Linked DNA regions of Mus musculus: region 1 is linked to region 2. Evidence: chromatin loops called from intact Hi-C (ENCODE). Cell type or tissue: heart. All regions are shown on one strand. Each heading gives the region's core, and the rest is flanking DNA. Links, peaks and the distances in the headings are about the cores only. Region 1 holds the start of Tgfbr3l (transforming growth factor, beta receptor III-like). Region 2 overlaps Cers4 (ceramide synthase 4).

Region 1 (5,314 bases), core at 315-5,314, 260 kb before region 2:
TCAAGAAAGCCCTTATCCATGGCTGGCCTTGAGCATGTGCTCAGATGTCAGCCCCTCCATCCTCCGCCCCCGCTCCCTGCTTCCCAGGGTGGCAGCCTCACCAAGGCCAGGGCTACCTACCCACACCTAGAGGGCTGGGTACAGCCCAGCCAGGTGCTCGCTGCCGGTCTGGAGCACTCGAACCTGGACAGGCCGCCATGGTGGGCACTGCGCTCCTGCTCCTGGCCCTGCTCCCTGGGACCTCCAGTAAGCACGGTACACCACGTGGTACGTAGAGGCTGCCACGGGGTGGGGGCATTGTGTCCCACTTGCCCATTGTCCCTTCTCAACTGCGTTTTGCACCTGGATGTGTGTGGTGGTGTGGGGAGGGGGAGGGGTGCCATCCCTTTTTCTTTTCCCAGACTAGCCCCTCTGCCAGTTGCCTTAAATTTCTCAACCAAGTGATGGTAAGGGCTGTGGATATAGGGTCAAGTGTGCAAATCATTCGTGATAAACCCCCAGCTAACTGCTGCTTGAAAGCAGTCATTTGCTTGTATAGGCTGTGTGTGTGTGTAAGTGCAAGCCTGGGTAAACACAAAAGAGACCATCCACCCTTACCTCTTGGTGCTCTCTCTCCTCTGTTTGGGGACTTAGAGATCTGTTGAACAGAAATTCCCAGTCCTGTTGCCTGTCTGTACTGAGCCTCTGCCCTCTGGAGGGATACGGGTGGGCACCCTCCTGACTGCAACAGATGCCAGTAACCTACTTCTCCTTAGTGGCCAGTAGCTCATACTGGATCTTTTAGACTCTAAGGCTTTAGCAACCTGGGCAAAGCAGAGAATCCTGACTTCATCTCTGCTGACCACCACCACAGGAGGGCATTAACTCCGTGTGTCCCCCACATCCCCTTGCCTACTCTGCAAATGGCACAAAAGGTCAGAAAATGAAAGAGCACAGCTTTGTGCTGGCTTCAGCTTCTACTAGGCCCTGATGCCACTAAGCGGTACATGGTTGTAACTTGGAAAGAATTTGGCATGCGGCTGAGCATGGGTAAAGAGACCACCTGTAATGCATCCCTTTTCAAAGCGAGACAAGGGCTCCCTAGAGGGAATTGCGCCCTTGCTATGTGCTCTGTTTCAGCACCTCTGTTACCTGGGGCGCCTGGCCCCTGGCTGCGCAGACCCCTTTTCAGTCTGGAGTTATCAGATGCAGAGGACGCGTTCCCTCGCCGCGCAGGGCCACTGGAGGTTCCGGCGGACAGCCATGTGTTTGTGCAGGTGCGGGCGCCTTAAACGACGAGGGTGGCTGGGAAGAGGGATAGATGGGGACTGGTCGACCTTGATGGCGCCTTGATCCTGCAGGCGGCCCTGGCCCGTCCTTCACCGAGATGGGGCCTAGCCCTTCACCGATGCTCAGTAACACCTTCTTCACGCCCGACCCTGGGGCCTGCCCTGGTGCTTCTACGTGGGGGCTGCCCCGCCGACGACTCTGTCAGCTTCTCACCACCTCCACGCCCGGATGCTGCTAGCGTCTCACGCTTCAGCTTTCGCCTGCGTCCGGTATTCAATGCCTCAGTACAGTTCTTGCACTGCCAGATCAGCCGTTGCCGCCGTCGCAGCAGTCACCACCGCCGAGCTGTCCGCCTGACACCAGTGCCTTTGACCCCACCAGCACCATTGCGGGTGCGCTAACAGAAACAGTAATCTCGGCACCTGCGGAATATTCTCTAGCTAGGCAAAGGCATTTCTGGCAGCTGAGGGACCTTAGGAAGCAAAGTGCTTTATGGTCTGGGTCCCTCTCACAATGGGTACTGGGTATAGAGATATCCCTCATGGGGCTCTGCAGAAGGATTCCCGGTAAGTAGACTAGAAATGTACAGCCTGTGCTCTAAGATCCTTGGGTGGGATCTGGAGTCCTTTTAGGGCTGGAAGGCTGGATTCAAGAAAACACTGCGATCTATCTAAACTTCTGCACATTTGATTTGCAGGCCTCACTTGAGACCTAGAGGTTGACATATGGGGTGTTCTAGGGCTGAAACCGTTTTTAGGTTTAGGTTTATGGTTATGGTTACGCCCAGGAGTCCCGTGGTAACCTCCTAGCTCTAGTGGAAAGCTGGAAGCTTAAGCCCATCATAGGAGCCCTGGGAGACCAGACCCAGAACCACCAAGGCACTGAAGTCTGGTTTCTTCCCTTGCAACCCAGTGTCTGCCTCAGGATGAGGCATGTGCGGGCAGCAGCTTGAGCCTTGGTACCGACAGCCCCCACCTGCACATGCTGACACAGCCCATCGTGGTCACAATACCTCGTCCGTCCCCTAGTAAGCTCACAAACGGCCCTGGGACCGGGATGGGAAGGACAGCTTGGTCCAAGGCCTAGTCTCAGCCTTGCGCGTGTCCCCATAGGGCCATCCAAGAGTCTCCCAGGCAGGTCGGTACACCCGGAGCCACCCGCTCCAGCCCCTGCAGCACTGGAGCCTGCACCGGTGGTGGCATTGGTGTTGGCGGCCTTCGTGCTGGGTGCTGCGCTGGCCGCTGGGCTTGGTCTCGTCTGCGCACACTCAGGTACTGACTTCTGCTCCGCCAGAACCCCACACCTATTTCCACACGTTCAGACAGTCTAGTAGTCTACCTGCCCCACCCCCAACCCCGTGAGCCCATATCCCTGAACCTGCCTCCAGGATCTGGCCCTTAGGGCTGGTACACTTGTAGCAGCTCCCACCAGGGGGCGCGCTTAATCTGGCGCAGGGCACAGGCAACTCCTATTCTAGCTAGCTTCTTCTTTCAGCACCCCCACCCCCAGGCCCGCCTCCTAGAGCTTCTCTCAGCGGCCCCCAGCTCCAGAGACCCCCAGTAGGCAGGTAAGTACTGGGTGTGAAGGTCTGAAGCAAGAGCTATGAGAAGGGCATGGTGGTAAGGATCGTTCTTAGAGTTTACTCATGGGACTCCAAGTACTTTGTGCATTCATTTAATCTTCTTTTGAACAACATTCAGATAGATAGAAGAAGAATGCTTTTATGAGGCTAAGTAACTTGTCAAAGGTGGAGCTGCAAATGGAATTTGGGAGATGGGGTCCCGAGCAGTGAAGAACGGGGTCTTTAGGACTTGAACAGATATGTAAGAGGGATTTATACAGTTTTAGTTTCACACACCCCAATACATAGATTGGTGAAGGAAGCCAAAGCTTGTTGGGAGAATGTGACCTGAGCCTCTGTCACCCCCTCTCCCCCAGAGATGGCACCACCCAGTGAGGTCCTGAGATCCACTCAGCCGTGGTTTACCGTTCAGAAGGCCTCCTGCGTGTCTTCTCTCCCCTCTCCCTGTCCTCACTCCCCTGTTCAAAATAAATTGGTGACCTGCTAACTTCTGGTGGAGTCAATATGCTCCCAAACATGGGCAGGGGTGGAGTGCACGAGGGGAGGCTCCAGGCTGTACCTTGGGTCCAGATGTGGGGAGATTTGTGGCTTGGAAAGACTTAGAATGGAGGGGTGGGACTCCAACCCCCATGAACACATACAGCCAGGGAGAGACATGGGCCATTTGCCTGAAACAGAAAAGCACACACAACCCAGCCGGCTTACGTTTAAATAGAGTCTTCCTTTCCTCCCTCCTTCGTTCTCTCCCAAGTTGGACCTTCTTTGTTCTTTACTTCCATGTCCCTCAACCAACCTCCTCAAACTCGAGTCTCATCCTTGTGTTAAGCAAATGTAATGGCTATTCCTGGTTGCCAACTTGACTATATCTGGAATGAACTACAATCCAGAATTAAAGGGCTCACCTGTGATCCAGATCTTGAGGCTGGAAGACACAAGTTTCTGACCTGGATTTTAGCATGGAGATCTTGAGGCATAGTGGCCATGAAAAGCAAAGGCCCACGTAAGGTAGTACACACCTTTAATCCCAGGAGACGAAGGCAAGGGGATCTCTGAGTTCAAGGTCAGCTGGGGACAAAGCAGGTCCCAGATCCAGGCTTGGTGGTACACACCTTTAATCTGGGCCACACCTTCTGCTGGAGACCTACATAAGGACATTGGAGGAAGGAAGACTCACTCTTCTTCACCTGCTTGCACTTAATTGCCAGCACATCTGTTGGAGCCTACTTCTACAGAAGACTAGCTGAAACAACTAGCCTCGTGGGGACTGAGTCACTTCTAGATTCTTGGACTTCCATTCACAGCTGCCCATTGTTGGGTTAGTCAGGCTGCAGACTGTAAGTCATCACAATAAATTCCCTCAATAGAGAGACATTCTGTGACTCTAGAGAACCCTGACTAATACAGCAATAAAGGAACTTCCGGGTTTAATCCACCAACGAGGAAACAGGCTTGGCAATACTATATCCCCTCAGAAGTGTCTAGGGCTGTCTGCCCCCATAACCCAGACTTATTTTTCTTGCAAGGCAGGTTTTCATTGGAGCCCAGGCTAGCCTGTAAACTCAGCGGCCTTCCTGTCTCAGCCTCCCAAATGCTGGGAATAGTGGCAAGCTTGGGTTGATCTGTTTCGATTTATGCCTTTTGCCCTTATGTATGTGTATGTAAACCATATGGGTGTACACTGCAGTTGGTTGTGAGCCACCATGTCTGTGTTAGAAATGAGCATTAAAGGTTGGTGAAGGAAGATTGGTTGGTGAAGAAGTGTGGAGGAGCGTGCCTTTAAACGGAGCATTCAGGAGGACGAGTTTGTGAGTTTGAGGCCAGCTTGGTCTACATATCGAGATCCAGGCCAGCCAAGATGACATAGAGCGACACTGCCTCACAAATGGCAAGCCCACGTTTTTGAGGGCATCTGCCCACTTCTCTATGAAAAGCAAAGCACACAGTATGGACTTCATGACGTAGTTCGGAAATATAGGGTCTAAAGTTTTTTGCTGCAGCTCACGAGTGACATAAAACGCAGATAAAACACTAATCCCTCTGCCCGCCTCAGTCTCTGTAGCAACACCCGGCAGCAGACAAACGCGAGCCACGCCCCCGGTCTGCTAACTTCCGCGAAGTGCTCTTGCAGACCGCCTCAGCCTCCGTAGCCCCGCCCACTAGGGAAAGAGCCCCGCAGTGTCCCGCTATGAAGCCACCGCAGAGACGGCGGAGGGTCCCAGCACGCTACGTAGGTGAAGCTACGGGCCCCACCGCTTGGAGCCCCCGCGAGATGCGGCATCTACTGAGACTACTTCAGGCTCGGCGGGGCCAGCCGGAGCCAGACGCCGCGGAGCTGGCCCAGGAGCTGCGAGGCCGCAGCGAGGCCGAGGTGAAGCCCTGGTGCTGGGGGCGGGGCCGGGGCCGGGGAGCGGGACGGCCGTGCTAAGGTGGAGCTGGCCGGGTGGGTGGACCGTCGCGGATCTC
Region 2 (5,312 bases), core at 313-5,312:
TTCTAGAATCCCCCAGTGAGGGGCAAGGGTCATGTCTTCGTGGTAGAGTGCCATCATAGGACTGGGGTTGTGGCTCAAAAGTAGATTGTCTGTCTAGAATCTACCAGTGTGGGGCTGGGTGTATGTGTTATTGGAGAGCATTTGCCTAGCCTGGTTCTGGGTTCCACTCTCAGAACTGGGAGTGTGGGGACCTGAGGAGTGGAGCATGAAGAAGAAAAGCACCCACTGCCTCGTGGCACCTTTGCTCTGCAAGCAAGAAGACACTCACAGAAATGCTTCTGATTCCAGTGCTGGGGATTAGAGACAGGGGGATCCTGGGTACTCACTGGGCATTCCAGCCAGCTTGTAAACTATAGGTACAGTGAGAGAACCTGGCTCAAAAAAATAAAGTGGGAAACAATTTAGGAAGATACCTAGGGTCTACCTCTGGGCTCCACATGTACATGCAGAGCTCGTGGACTTGCCCATGTACGCATAAACCACTCACCACACAAAGCATCATCCAGAAGCTGCCACATACCAGTGACCCCTCAGTCTTTCTCGGACCACTTCCCTCCCCCAAATCATTACTGGCACTGTTCTCACACGGCTGTAGGCGTCATTTCCAGCCACTTATTAGGAATGAACTATTGTGGATCCCAGTTACAGATGGGAAAACTGAGTCACAGAGAGAGCAAGGCATCTGCTCCCAAGGTTACATAACTGGTAAATGACTGAGCCAGGAATTAAACCAGCCAGGATGGAACCTCCTGTTCTCACCTCCACTCCATTCCCCAGTAAAGTACATATCTGTTGTACTCATATTTCAGACTGGATATATGAGATGTGAGGATATGGAGCTGAGTTTCAAAGGAGAAAATGGAAACTGAGGAACCCTGAAGCCCTTCATCTTACTTCCTCAAGAGTGACTGCTTAGAATCCCTGAGTCAGGAGCTGGGGGCATAGCCCAGATGTAGAATTTTGAGTTTTGTTGCTGGAAAAGGCAATATTCATATTCTCCCAGGAGCCTCTAGAGGAGACCAGCTTAGCAACGTGATTTGAGCCCAGTGAGATCCATTTAGAACTATTGACCTATATATAGAACTGCCAGACAACCAGTTTGCAAGAGTAGCCACAGGAAGCCAACCAACCTCAGCAGCATACATTTATTTGGCCTAATTTTGAATTTTATGTTGATAGCATTTTGTGTAGACAACAGTACGTGCTAGTGTGCATCTGAAATGCTTTTGTGTTTTGAAAATGGAGGAGGGGAGAGGGTGCTGAGGATTAAACTTGATCCTCCTGTGTTCTAGGCAAGTGGCTACTGAGTGACACTTACAGTTCTCGTTATTGATTTATTATTTCTTTCCTGCCATGTGAATTTGATTTTTCTTTTTATTTAGGGTCTTGTATAGCCCAGGATGGCCTCAAACTCACTATGTAGCCAAGGGTGGTGACCTTGATCCCCACAAGAAACCAAAACCAAGATCATGCAAGCATATTTCAAACCTCAGTTAAGCAATCTCACCACTGTGACAAAGCATGTATCATAAACAATTTAAGGGGAAAAAAAGATTTATTCTGGGTTACTACTTGAGTGTCATTATACCATGGTGGGGCGGGTGTAGTGGGGTAGAACAGTTTGAGACATGGTGTCCAGGAAGCAGAAGAAAGCAATAGAAGAAGGCCTCAGGCAAGACACAGCCACAAGGACATGCCTTACCAGCTCCAAGGCTCGTCCTACTTTTTTTTTGCTATATCCTAATACTGTGAACTCTTCAAGGATTGACCATGAAATAGGTCAGAACCTCCAGGATTTAACTGTGGAAATGGTTTCTTAGATAAACCAGAAATACCATTTACCCGGCTTTAAAAACATTATTCATTTTTATGTGTGCCTTAGTTACTGTTCTACTGCTGTGATGAAACACTATGGCCAAAAGAACTTATAAAAGAGGGTATTTAATTGGAGCTCAATTACAGTTTCAGAGAGGTTAGTTCATTATCACTAAGGTGGGGAGCATGGCAGCAAGCAGGCAGAAATGGCACTGAAGCAGTAGCTGAGAGCTTACATCCTCACCTGCTGGTAGTAGACAGAGAGACACTGGGCCTGGAGTGGGCGTTGCCAACTCTCAGTGACATACCTCCTCCAACAAGGTCACAGCTCCTAATTCTTCTTAAACAGGCCACCAACTAGGGACCAGACATTCAAATATTTGAGCCTATGGAGGCATTCTCATTCAAACCACCATATTGTATATGGGTGCTCTGCCTGCTTGTATGTCTGTGCACCACATTGGGTGCATTGCCTATGGGAGTCAGAGGAGGGCATTGGCTTTCTCAGGTTGGAGTTGCAGATGGTTATTAGCTGCGGTGTGGGTCCGCAAGTGCTCTAAACCACTGAACGATCTCTCCAGTATTCCCCTTGTTCTGACATTTCTTCAAGTAGTATGCTTAGTGGCACTGAAGATTCAGCCTGTCCTACTGTACACACCCTTTGAGTTGAGTTGAGTTGAGTTATGCTTACCTGATTGTGTATCCACAGCATGTCGTTCAGCTTGAGTGAGTGGCTGTGGCAGGAGACATACTGGTTACCACCCAATGTCACATGGGCAGAGCTGGAGGACCGTGATGGCCTGGTGTTCGCCCACCCTCACCACGTGCTTGCTGCCTTCCCAGTGGCTCTGGTCCTGGTGGCTGTGCGAATTGTCTTTGAGAGGTAAGTGCCATGATGTGGCCCTGCAGGGTGTATGCATGTGTGTGTGTATGTGTGTGTGTGTGTGTGTGTGTGTGTGTGTGTGTGTGTGTGTGGTGTAGAGGTCAGAGGACATCAAGATGTCCTTTATCATTCTCTTAGTACCTTCAGATAGGTTCCCTGAGTGGCCCAGAGCTAGGTTGGTGGGTTGCAAGCCCTAAGTGATCCTTCATCTCCCAACCTGCCAGAGAGATGAAGTTACAGGCAGGCATGTGGCCACACCCAAGTTTTTGCATGTGTGCTGGGGATTTGAACTCACTTACTAAATGCTTGTGTGGTAAAGACTCTTACTGAACCGTCTGCCCAGAGCCCTCATATACTTCTTTTTTGAGGGCTTTTTCTCTGTCATCTAAGATGTATGTATGTCTTAACTCAATGCTTGATGACAATATATGGCACGGTACTATTATTACTCCCATTTTACAGAAGGAAAAATGGAGACACACAAAGATTTAGTAACATGACTAAGAATATACAGTGTGTAAGATCAGCTGGGCCTGTAGGAATTGTGGGAAGCTCAGTTTAGATAGGCCTTAAGGAAGGAGTTGAGTTCCTTAAAGAGCTGATGTTCAGTCTCCATCTGTGGTCTTGGGGCACCCTCCTGTGGGCAATGTGGGTAACTGATTAACCAGGTATCTGCTGCAGGAAGGATGGGAGGGAGGGTAAATCAGACTTAACAGGTAGCATGCCTAGGCCCGCCCTTGAGTAACCTGATGCAGAGAGGTGAAGACCCAGGTCACCAGGACACAGGTAGTGAGAAGACTTGATTTTGGTTGAATATGGGTGAAGGATCCTGGGTTCCCAATGAACTGGTCTGAACATCTCTCTTCTGAAGACAAAGCTATAGTGTCTTTTCTTAGGTTTGGTCTGATGCACTATACAGGTAATCCCTTTGGCCTTGAGGGATTAAAGCTGGGAGTAGTGGCAGAAAATTCTGTCCTGCCCACGTGGGCATTTTGGCTCTGGGCTTCCAAACCCTCTTTTCAGATAGATTTGAACTATACATACTGGTAAGGCTTCCCCAAGCCTCAGGTCCTCTCACTTTCCTCCTGTTATAGTCACATCCCTTCATTTGCATTCTTCTGAGTTCTGTCTCTCTCACACTCAGATTTGTGGCCTTGCCCCTGAGCCGGTGGATGGGTGTGCAGGATCCAATCAGGAGAAAGATAAAGCCCAACCCGGTGCTGGAGAAGTACTTCCTCAGGATGAAGCAGTGTCCAGAGGAGGTGAGCCCCATATTCTCTAGACAGCTGCATGGTGATTGCCCTGGGACCCAGGCATAGAAGTGGTGTGTGTCCCTTATTAGAGGTTGGACAGGGACCTCTGACACACCCACAGATTCAACTTGAACCCACAGATTCCCTGGTATGTTAGGCTCTCTCCTCTGTCTGCTGGTTTGTGAGACCCCCACCTCTTCCTGCTGTGCAGAGACTAGTGGATCAGTCACTCCTTCCCTGGTTCTGCGGGGCTTGAAACCACTTCTCTCTCAGTACGAGGCTACTCTTCCTAGCCTCAAGGCTTTGAAGCCCCATCCCTCATCTATCTCTTGAAAGCAAGGCCATGTTCCTCATCTCCCTGAGCCAAGAGTATCTGCCCGTTTAGGCTTCCTGGGTATGAAGCCCTGCCCTTCCTGTTCTCCTTGGGACCTGGGGAAACCTTATTTTCAAGGTCTTGAGGCATAAAATTGTCCTTGTGTAGCCTTTCTGGGACACAAGGCCATGTCTCTCTCTCCTGGTCTTCCTGAGACTTGAAGGTCCCATCCTTCTCAGGGTTCCCAGAGTTTGAAACTGGCATTCCAGCCTTCCTGGGTCATGAGTCTCTGTACCTCTAGGCTTCTTGGGGTTTAAGGCCCTGCTCCTTCCTCCCAGGTTTCTTGGGACATGAGGTCCTACCACTGTGAGGCTTCCTGGCATATGAAGCCCTCCTCTCTTAGTCTGGAACATCAACCTTATGATCACTCAACAAACAGAAGAGTAGGTTTCGTCCCAGTTCTGGGAAGGGACAAGATGCTTTTGATCCAGTGGAGTGCCTGGAGTGTCAGAAGCAGCCCTGTGGTTCTGCCTCCATTCCCATCCATGGTGTGGCAGCCCAGTTGGCCTGGTCTGGGTCAGGTTCTGTTGGGTAAGGTGGACGTGATGGCAGTGTGCCCTGTCTGGGAATAGAATAGCTTCTATAGAGCTGAGAGCTGAGTGCCTGCCTAGGGTAGTGTCCTACTCTGCTGCTTGTTGCAGTGCAAACAACTGCAAGCTGGAGAAGAAAGGGTTCATTTCAACTTAAACTTTCAGGTAACAGTCCATTGCTGAGGGAAGTGAAGGCAGGAAGTGAAGGCAGGAACTGAAGTAGATGCCACCTTACCCTCCTCTCTTTTCTCTGTGGGATAGATCTTAAGCTTCAGTGGGGAATCAAAGTAGGAACAAAGGGTACGAAACCGGCATTGGGCCTGTATAATCCTTCCCCTCATTACTCCCTTCTCAGACACAGATGGTCCTGCTGGCTTCCCAGTGTGGCCTCACGCTTCGGCAGACTCAACGCTGGTTCAGGAGACGTCGGAACCAGGATCGGCCTTCCTTATCCAAGA

What was found. Hi-C counts contacts between places; a loop is a spot of excess contacts. Peaks named below come from ENCODE experiments on the same cell type or tissue, not always from the same donor. Only the 100,000 strongest peaks of a DNase experiment are listed, where the experiment ranks them.
Region 1: it touches region 2 in a loop (3-fold over the local background); 6 of 42 quality-filtered maps call a loop at or near these places.

Annotation. Positions count from the first base shown.
Region 1 is chr8:4,248,086-4,253,399 of GRCm38, forward strand. It overlaps Tgfbr3l (transforming growth factor, beta receptor III-like), which reads left to right and starts at 129. Exons shown (of 7, transcript NM_001195258.1): 1 at 129-267; 2 at 1,120-1,256; 3 at 1,341-1,661; 4 at 2,182-2,296; 5 at 2,382-2,540; 6 at 2,764-2,836; 7 at 3,208-3,338. The coding sequence starts at 198. The coding sequence ends at 3,226. Snapc2 (small nuclear RNA activating complex, polypeptide 2) reads left to right here and starts at 5,017. Exons shown (of 5, transcript NM_133968.1): 1 at 5,017-5,219. The coding sequence starts at 5,037. In heart, for the core only: a CTCF peak has its summit at 2,698 (motif pointing right); DNase peaks (open chromatin) are centred at 1,386, 2,706 and 4,996; H3K4me3 peaks cover 2,749 bases; H3K27ac peaks cover 3,006 bases.
Region 2 is chr8:4,513,031-4,518,342 of GRCm38, forward strand. It overlaps Cers4 (ceramide synthase 4), which reads left to right. Exons shown (of 11, transcript NM_026058.4): 2 at 2,525-2,698; 3 at 3,843-3,960; 4 at 5,210-5,312. The coding sequence starts at 2,526. Among named protein-coding and RNA genes, the nearest start is that of Cers4, 22 kb to the left of the region's middle. In heart, for the core only: CTCF peaks have their summits at 2,102 and 3,343 (motif pointing left); no DNase peak of the experiment used is centred there; H3K27ac peaks cover 847 bases.